3 separate regions of the Homo sapiens genome follow, and regions 1 and 3 are each linked to region 2. A link is a contact called in ENCODE Hi-C data. All regions are on one chromosome and are shown on one strand. Each heading gives the region's core, a stretch centred on a gene start or an enhancer-like site at or near the end of the contact. The rest is flanking DNA. Distances are from core to core; before and after follow the strand shown. Region 1 holds the start of PRR22 (proline rich 22). Region 2 holds the start of TRIP10 (thyroid hormone receptor interactor 10). Region 3 holds the start of RFX2-AS1 (RFX2 antisense RNA 1).

Evidence for each region. A loop is a pair of places that touch in the nucleus more often than their neighbours do. Pooled maps may share reads with other maps.
Region 1: a loop to region 2 is called in a pooled map, with 2.9 times the contacts of the local background. The contact joins the promoter of PRR22 here to the promoter of TRIP10 in region 2. A Hi-C loop is called at or near these places in 1 of 168 maps with a recorded cell type or tissue (CD8-positive, alpha-beta T cell), 3 of 37 single-sample maps with no recorded cell type and 14 of 50 pooled maps.
Region 3: a pooled map shows a loop between it and region 2 (2.9-fold over the local background). The contact joins the promoter of RFX2-AS1 here to the promoter of TRIP10 in region 2. A Hi-C loop is called at or near these places in 1 of 37 single-sample maps with no recorded cell type and 10 of 50 pooled maps.

The regions. Positions count from the first base shown.
Region 1 is chr19:5,783,283-5,786,365 of GRCh38, reverse strand. It overlaps PRR22 (proline rich 22), which reads left to right and starts at 1,620. Exons shown (of 3, transcript NM_001134316.2): 1 at 1,620-1,835; 2 at 1,927-1,989; 3 at 2,313-3,083. The coding sequence starts at 1,706. It overlaps DUS3L (dihydrouridine synthase 3 like), which reads left to right. Exons shown (of 13, transcript NM_020175.3): 11 at 575-763; 12 at 855-983; 13 at 1,091-1,226. The coding sequence ends at 1,163.
Region 2 is chr19:6,738,143-6,741,266 of GRCh38, reverse strand. TRIP10 (thyroid hormone receptor interactor 10) reads right to left here and starts at 1,587. Exons shown (of 15, transcript NM_001288962.2): 1 at 1,482-1,587; 2 at 142-257; 3 at 1-42. The coding sequence starts at 1,505. RefSeq lists silencers at 1,333-1,422, 1,463-1,742 and enhancers at 726-1,493, 1,943-2,072, 2,093-2,182, 2,262-3,030.
Region 3 is chr19:6,061,035-6,064,018 of GRCh38, reverse strand. It overlaps RFX2-AS1 (RFX2 antisense RNA 1), which reads right to left and starts at 1,421. Exons shown (of 2, transcript NR_199041.1): 1 at 1,251-1,421. All of the region lies in intron 1 of RFX2 (regulatory factor X2), which reads left to right.

The sequences.
Region 1 (3,083 bases), core at 371-2,870, 950 kb after region 2:
CCCAAGATGGGAGGAGCAGAGAGCGATGTCAGGAGTTGCAGCTGCGTTGCGGCAGAGGGGACTGGAAATTGCTGCTGCTGTGGGATCTGATGATTGTGGGTTGAAAGTCCTGGGCTTTGGCCAGGTGTGTGGCTCACGCCTGTAATCCCAGCACTTTGGGAGGCCAAGGCACGCCGATCATTTGAGGTCGGAGGTTCAAGACTAGCCTGACCAACATGGTGAAACATCTCTATTAAAAATACAAAAATTAGCCAGGTGTAGTGGTACACGCCTGTAATCCCAACTACTAGGGAGGCTGAGGCAGGACAATTGCCTGAACCTGGGAGACGGAGGTTGAACAGTGAGCCGAGATCTTACCACTGCACCCCAGCCTGGGCGACAGAGCCAGACTCCGTCTCAGAAAAAACAAAAGAAAGTCCTGTGCTTTGAAGGTTGTGTGCATGCAGCTGGGAGGCTTACTAGGCTTGTAGGTTTTGTGGTCTGGGCTCCGGCTCAGGCCAGGCCATGGAAGCAGAGGCCACACGATCCCAGGCAGGCTGGTGGCTGGGCCCACTGATCGTCACCCGTCCCACAGTGGCGCCCTGCTCAAGCCGTGGCTCTTCACGGAGATCAAGGAGCAGCGGCACTGGGACATCTCGTCGTCCGAGCGCCTGGACATCCTGCGGGACTTCACCAACTACGGCCTGGAGCACTGGGGCTCGGACACGCAGGGCGTGGAGAAGACCCGGCGCTTTCTGCTCGAGTGGCTGTCCTTCCTGTGCCGGTGGGCACCGGGGCTGGCTGGGGTGGGCGGCGCGTGGGCCGCGGCTGGTTAGAGCTGACTCAAGCCTGTCCTGCCCGCCCACCCGCCGCAGGTACGTGCCCGTGGGGCTGCTGGAGCGGCTCCCACAGAGGATCAACGAGCGGCCGCCCTACTACCTGGGCCGCGACTACCTGGAGACGCTGATGGCCAGCCAGAAGGCAGCCGACTGGATCCGCATCAGGTGCCTGGGTGGGCTGGAGTTGGGGAGCTGCAGTCGGGGGCCCGGGGTCACGGAGGGTACTTTGCAGGTCCTGGGCCTGACCTCGCTTTCCACCTGCTCTCCCACAGCGAGATGCTCCTTGGGCCAGTGCCCCCCAGCTTCGCCTTCTTGCCGAAGCACAAGGCCAACGCGTACAAGTAGCCTCAGGCTTTCCCAGGGGCACCCTGGGGCGAGGAGAGTACAATAAATTTTATTCTTTTAAAATCCAGGCCTTTCTGTGACCCTGAAGCAGCCCCTCCTCGGCCCCCACCTTCCCCAAACCTCTTAGCTGCCTCCATGGGCCCTGCCCCAAGCTGGGTGCTGCTGGTGCCCAGAGAGGCCTTGACCCCCAAGAAGGTAGCGGGTTGAGGACCCGGGGGGCCTCAGCCTGTGTGGGTGTGGATCAGGGCAGCCTGCCTGGAGGAGGCGGCCTCAAAGCTGTTAGGGGGGTGTTGCTGGAAGAGGCAAAGGCCTGGCCCAGAATCCTCCCTCCCATGGTGATGACCATGTCTGCCAACGTCTGCCCCTGCTTGCCCCCAACACCCAGAACCCCAACCAGTGGGCGCGCTGCAGGCTGGAACCCGCTGCCCCGAGTAACCAGGCAAACAGAACCCCACCAGGTTCTCAGCCTGTTCTCCGGTTGGGCCACTTGCACTCCCACTGCCGCCCTCCTGGCCTGTCTGGACCGGGCCCCCCGCTGCCCCATGCAGCACCCCAAACCGTTCTGTGCCCCTGCAGCTCCCCAGGAAGGTTTCAGCCCGCAGAGTCTGGAGGGGGCTGAGGTGCTGGGCAACCAGCCTGCTCCCACCTGTGCCGAGCCTCCTCCCGCTATGGGTACGATCGGGTGGGTGGGAGCACCTGCTGGAGAGGGTTCAGGGGCCCACCCGCCTAAGGGCCCTACCCACCTGGGCACCTTTGTCCACAGGCTCCTTGAACCTGTATCATCCCCCAGACCCAGAGAAAGAGGTGTTTCCAGCCCCACCAGCAGGTACCGGCCTCCCCTGAGCCCTTGACGAGGCTGGGAGTGGGTTTGAGTGTGCAGGCCCATCTTGCCCCTGCCCCGTCCCTAAGTGGGAGCCTGAAGGCATGGCCTCTGCTCCCCATGCTTCACACAGGTCCCCCAGATGAGCCCCAAAGACAAGCTCTGTGTCATCCATCACCCAGCCAGGGCCCCAAAGCAATATCTATGTCGTCCCCCAAAGGGGCCCCCCAATGGCAAGGTTCTTGTGGCATCTCCCAAACAGGCCCCCAGGCTTGGGCTGGGCCCCTCAGGCAGCAGCTGCTCTCAGGGCACCCGCCTGCCGCCCACAGGTTTCCAGATGGCCCCATGCGGGTGCTTCTTCGACCCCCGCATCTATCGGATCGAGTGGACCACCCCCGACCTGGGCCAGTCAGCCCTGTATAAGCTGGCAGCAAGCAGCGGGGGGCCAGCGGGGGTCCCCTCCGCCCCAGGCAGCTACCTCCTGGAGCCTCAGCCCTACCTCAAGGCCCCGGGGCTGCCTCCATACCCCCACTACCAGCAGGCACCCGGGGGGCCCCAGTTTCTCTTGCCCTACTTCCCGCCTGAGGGCCCCGGGCCAGAGGCTCTGGGTTTTGTGGGGGACGCAGGGCCCGCCGCCTTCGTGGAGCTGCCCCTACCGCCCCTAGAGGAAGGCCCGGCCCCGCTGCCACCCCCACCCCCCAAGGAGAACAAGCCGCCCCCTGTACTCATCACGCTGCCTGCAGAGCCCACACTGCCCCCAGACGCCTACAGCCACCTCCAGGGTCACCTCGGCCACTTCCCTGGGCCCGAACCCCTGGCCTTCCCCGTCAAGGAGCTGCAGGGCAGTGGGGCCCGACCTGGGGTGCCCCTGTACCCACCGGGCCTCAGCGAGCTCAAGGTGGCCGAGGTCAAGGAGGGGGCCCTGCTGGGAGCAGGCAAGGCCAAGGCCCCCAAGACGGCCAGAGCTTTGGCACTGCCTGACAAGGTTCTGCTGGAGGACGCCATGAAGCTCTTCGACTGCCTGCCAGGCGCCTCTGAGCCTGAGGGTACCCTGTGCGAGGTCCCTGGGCCGGCCCTGCCTGACAGCAGTGGTGGGAACT
Region 2 (3,124 bases), core at 338-2,837:
TCCTTGGCAGGTCTCTTGGGCAGATATTTTTTCACCAGGCTCCTAAGGGGAGACAGAGGTAGGAGGGCTGAGCCCGCAGCCCTCCCACCGCTCCCCGTCGCCCCAGGCGCGTCCTCCGTAGCGTCCACCCCAGGGTCTCACCGCAGTTGTTTGGCGTAAGCCTGTTCCACTTCGGTGCGTTCTTTCACGAACTTTACATATCTGTCCAACAGGTCCAGCCCCCACTGCGTGTGGCGCTCGAGCACCTCGAACTGATCCTGACATGGGACATGGTGGGGGAGGAGGGGAGAGGGGCCGGGGTCACGATTTTGGGACCCCACAGCCCGCCGACCAGACTCCCAGGGAGGGCCAAGGCTCTGCGCTCCTAGAAGGAGTGGCTTCCCGGCGCCGCCCCGGCGTGGCGCGGGGGGAGGCAGGAAACTGGCGGGAACCCCCTCCCCTTCCCGGGAAGGGCCGGAGAACAGCGCCCAGGCCCCAGCCACCCCGGCCGGGAGATGGAGGTCTCCGACATAGGACCGCCAAGAGGGGCGTGGAAGGGGACAGGGCCACTCCCCCAGCTCGGGCTCCCCTAATCCCCCCGGATTCCGGAAAATCCGGCCGGCCCGGCGTGAGTCAAGGCCAGAGGGGCAGGGTTCCTGGCAGACTGGGGGCCCCTGAGTGGCCAGGGGGCAGGCACCAGGTTCCCTGAATCTCCCTGCTTCCAGGGATCCCCCGATGGGTGACTCAATTTACCCCACTGACCCCACTACACATCCAAAAGAAATCGCAGAATTGGAGGAGGGGGTGGCAGTCTGGTTACCCCCGCTGCACTAAGAACTCAGGGATTCCACCGCCCCCAGCAAGGGGAGGGGTCAGAGGTCCGGCTAGGATAGGGGGAAATTTCTGGGGCTTCCAGGGCTGAGGTTATAGGCGACCAGGGGGCGGTCCCGCCCTGGGCCTGGGGTGAGCAGGGGGAAGCCAGGGAGGGGGATCAGGCCGAGCTTAGCATCCCCCTTCCCCTCCATGAGCGTCCCCAGCCCCTAGGTGTTGATTAAAGGCGAGGGAAAGGGCGGTCAGGACTTCTAGGTCCCACGTGGGTGGGGATGAGGGTGACCAGAGGGTCCCCTCCCCCCTCCTAGCCGGACAGGCGGACGACGGGCAGGGACCCAGGGGCCGTAAGATAAGCCGCCTGCCCGGCCAGGGCGCCCAAAATAGGTGACCTCTCTCAGCCGCCCCGGCCTGGCCCCAGGATTCCTTCTGCCCGCCTCATTCGCAACCCTGTGCCTCAGTTTCCCCACTCCGGTCCGGCAAAGTCGCCCTTCGCCCCTGAGCGTGCTGAGACTCCCAGATAAACTTCGAGAGAGAGCGGAGGGTGGAGGGCGGGGACCCAGGGGTCGGTGGAAGGGAAAGGCGCGGAGCCCCCTCTAAGATACATTGGGGACAAAAGGGGGGTGCCTGGACCCCAGCAAAGGGGAACTTAGAGGCGGGCCGATTGGACTTACCCACAGCTCAGTGCCCCAATCCATGCTGCTCCCGCCGCCGCCGCCGCAGCCACCACCGCACCCGGTCCCCGCCGCCCGCCGCCCGCCGCCCTCCCCGGGGAGACTCAGCCGAGGGCGGTGCGCCTGGCCCCGCCCCGCCCCGCCCGGCCCCGCCCACCCCAGACTCTTCCCCGCCCCCCTGCACGCTCTGCCACGCCCCCACCCGCGCGGAGCCCAAGCACTGCGATTCGGGGGCGGGGCCCAACGGACGCTCCGCCCCCTTTTAAAGCAACGTTGCCACTCGACGCCGCTGGACCGACCCCTTAAAGAACCCCCACCCATTTTTTCCAAATCCCCGGGGTCCCTCTCGTCCTCTCATCTTCCTTCCCCGCTCCAAACGGTTCTTCCCATCTCCTTTTCCCCTTTCCCCGCAATTATTCCTTAAAGGGCCAAGACACTAAAACCCCAAACTCAAGAAGTCCTTCCTCAACCCCATTGCAGGGGCAACCTGAGGTCACCCCGTTCTTGCGAGCCGGCCCGGCTCCAGGCGTCTAGGTTCGTCCCACTAATGGTCTGGTCCCTCCGGCCACAGGGCGGATGAGAGGGTTTCGATCCAACCCAGGACGCGCCTTCGCCAAGGCCAGGTCCATTAACTCCCGCACCGCATCCTGCCTTCCCTCCCCCAGAGTCTCCGCTGGGAAACTGAAGACAGGCCGTCCTTGGGGCGCCAGGCCCAGGCCTTTCCCCAGCTGCCTTCCAGTTCGCGCCTGCATCTGCCCATTTTCCAGTTTAACCTGGTTTCATTCTCAGTACTGCCCCTGAGATTCCGACTCCGCCCCTCCCCCAGACATCTGGGCCATCTGGGCCCTGGAGAAGGGAAGTCTGTCACCTCTCCCATAAAAGTCTGTTCACACCTTGTAAATCCCTTTGAGGTGCTGGAATGAAAGAGGAGAGGAGGCACTGGGGATTCCCACTCCCATTCTCTCCGGGCTTTGGCGCTTTCTCTGCAGCCTCAGACAAGGCTGGGCGTCTTGCAGGGGGGCCCTTGGGTATACGTTCCCCTTACACAGAGCACCCAGGCTCCCAGAACAGAGAGATACAGCTGAGCCCAGGAGGAGAGCCTTGGGAGCCCACACTGGGACTGATGTCTCTGCTGAGACCTGGCCCCACCTGCTGGTGGCTTCTGAGCTAGAAAATGTCTGATTGCAGTTGGGCAATTGAACCCAGTGAGTTCTGTGGCTAGTCTCAAATGGGGGCTCAGCCTAGCAAAGTTCTGAGTTCACCTCTGCTCAGAGACTCAAACTGGAATTGGGGTTCAGTCCAGGTCAGCACCACCGTGGGGATAGGGGATAGAGGCCAGAGGCTTAACCAGAAGGATTAGCAACCCGGTAAGGGGTCAGGTCCAATCTGGAGTCAGGGCTAGTCCAGATCGGTGGCCTAAACCAGAGATTAAGCCTCAGTGTGTGGTGTGGGGGACGAGGGGGTGTCAGAGTTTCAGGCTGAAGTTAGGACTCAACTTGCAGAGAGGGAGTTCACCTGGGGTCAGAGTTCAGCCCGGAGTCCGGTCTAGCCTGGAATCTGGGGGTGGGGCTCCAATTGCCTCACTCTGGAATAAAAGGCTTAGCCTAAGGCTGGGGTCTCAGCCTGGGGTCATAGGTCATCCT
Region 3 (2,984 bases), core at 172-2,671, 680 kb after region 2:
AAGCCAGATGTGAACAGCTGCATGACATGAAGTAATCTGAGGGGACAAGCACGGAGAGTGGTTTGGTGAATCTGGAAATGCTGTGTGGAGTAAAGGTGTGGCCTTAGACGTGTGGTTCTCCATGGGGGTGGTCCTGCCCCCAGGGGACACTGGGCGATGTCTGGAGACATTTGTGGCTGTCAGACAGGGGTCGGGGGGTTTCCTGGCATGGAGTGGGTGGAGGCCAGGGATGCTGCCCAGCACCCTGCGGTGCCCAGGACGGCCCCACCCCAGAGTGTATTCCTGCCCCTCATATCCGCATTGCTGAGGTCAGGAAAGCCTGTATGACATGACAAGCTGACTGGAGAGAGGGTTTCCCCACTGCTCATCACTTGCCTGGGATCCCCTTTGGAGCTGCTGGCTGCTGTCTCTCTGCCTCCCTCCTTCTTCAACGCAGCAGTCACTTTAATCTTAGCTGTCATGGGCGGGTGGACTTTGAGGGACAGAGGGCTGCCCAGCCTGCCTGGCCCTGCTGGAGGGGTCTTGTCCATCCCCACCCTGGCAGGTGCATGGACCCCATCCTCACCCTCCCTGCGTTGTGTGCAGGAGACACCAGTGCCAGCCTCCGGTGGCCCTCCATGCACTGCAGCCACCTTGTCACTGCGAGTCTGGACCGCTGTGTGCCATGCTGGCCTCCCTCGATTCTGCAGACCTTAGACTTGCAGGCAGAGGCTAGCTGATCAGTGAAGGGCTGGCGCTCAGGCCTGGGGGTCTGGCAGGCGTAGGCTCCAATTCCGTTGGAATCAGAGGGTCCTTGGGGGTTGTGTGGACATCTCATTTAAACACTCCATCCGGAATCAGAGGAAGCCCGGCTTTCCCCACAGAGCAGGCGCCAGGGGAGAGTTTCAAACCAAGTAGCTGGATGCATGAGGGAGAAGGCGGCCTAGGAGCAAGAGCGAGAGCGGCAGGACAGGAGGGATACGAGACACAGCAGCTCACGGGAGGGGATGTGGGTGACCCCAGCAAGGGCCAGGCACCAGAAAAGGACAGACAGGTGACATTGGTCTCTGGAAGGGGAGGGAAAGGACGAGCAGATATTGAATATGCGCGACTGGCCAGGGAGCGACCCCCAGATCTTTACATTCTGAAAAACCCACTGCTTTAAACGCACAGGGAACTGCTTGTGGGGATAGACAGAGGGAACGATCATTCTAAGTCACGCTGATTTACCTTTTCCTCCTGGTTACTGAGAATGAATGAAGAGCACTTACTTCTCAACTGGAACCACAGAGGGCTGGAGAAATGTCCAAGTCCAGTTCGAGCTCATACAGTCACTCCCCACGGGGACTGTATCAGTTCATGATAGCTCCAATAGCATCAACTAAATTCTAGAAACTTCTAAAGCAAAAGCTAAGCTTGTGTTGTTATTTGGAGTTCTCTTTGGCATGGGGTTGGGGAAGCGATTTATATACAGAAAAGAGACGGAAGCTCCACGTAGGTCGGGAAGCTGTGGCTCCGGAGGCTCTAGTCATAAAAACATGTGCTTCCTCCTCCTAAAGGAGTGACTTAGCCAAACCCAAGCCAAAGCCAGTTCCAGTCTAGCCTGCCTCTTCCTGCTTTGTGACCTTCAGCTCATGGCTCGCCCTTTCTGAGCCTCAGTTGCGTGTGTGTTGTGTCTAGAGCAGAGGTGATGTGGTCACGGCTTCCTCAGAGTCAGTCAGCCCCCACGTATACCAGCTTTGCCCGCAGTCTGGGGCTCGGTCTGGCCACCAGCTACTGCCGCTGCTGTTGTCCTTGGGGTTGTGTCCCTCTTTCTTTCGGCTAGTTTGGTTTTTTGGTTGTTTTTCATTGTTTTGTTTTGTTACTTGTTTATTCTTTTTAGAGACAGGGTCTTCCTCTGTCTCCCAGGCTGGAGTGCAGTAGTGCAGTCAGCTTACTTCAACCTCAAATTCCTGACCTCAATAATCCTCTGGCCTCAACCTCCCAAAGTGCTGGAATTACAGACATCAGCCACCTTCCCCGGCCCCCAGTTTGTTGTTGTTGTTGTTTGTTTGTTTGTTTGTAGAGATGGGGCCTCGCTATGTTGCCCAGGCTGGTCTCGAACTCCTGGGTTCAATGGATCCTCCCGCCCCTGCCTAGGACATATTTCATTGATCAGGCACCTGCTGGGATCCACACTCGGGGTGGGCACATCAGCTATATCATTCCCTTCCCCCTCCCAGCCCCTTTCTCAGATGAAGAAACCAAGGCCACTGCCACAGTCAGTAAGCGAGTGACAAGCCTGGGACTTGAACCTGAAGCCTGGCCTCCTCCCTCTGCTCCGGGTGGTCATACCTCCTTCCCAGCCACTCGGCATTCCCCTTGGCATTTGTTCTTATTTATATAAATAATGGAGGTTGCAAAGTCTTTTTCCCCCGGCTGCAGCCGACTCCCCAGTAAGATCCAGAGGCGGGGCCGGGAGTAGGAAGGGAACCAAATGTTCCGTTTCTTTGGATGCATTCTGTGGGGCAGGGCTCTCTGCCTGCCTACGGACAGTCTTCAGGTGACAAGGTCTTGATCAGCCAGACTTGTAAGTGTGAAGGGTAGGCTCCAACCCTCTAAAGAAGGGATCCTACAGACAGCAGACCTTTTCGACATCGAAATGGTCTGGAACCCCCACCTTGGTAGTTAATCCCTTGATTTAGCACACACACTGTCTATGCGGTGAAAATTCTTGGGAGGATTTTTTGAGCCAGGGAATGAGAAGACATTGTTATCTTTTGAATCACCCCAATGTGAAAGAAAATTGGCTGGGAGAGGGCAGAGGCTGGAAGCAGGGAGACCAATTAGGAGGCGGATGTGGTGGTTCCAGGTAGGAGATAGGGAGGCAGGGGCTCACTGAAATAGTAGCAGCAGGAGCGGAAGGAAGGGGGAGGCAGAGATGGTATCAGGTGGAGACAGCAGGCTGAGTCACCAGCGACACGTGTCCCGGGGCGCAGGGAGATGCCCAGTGCCTTGAACAGCCC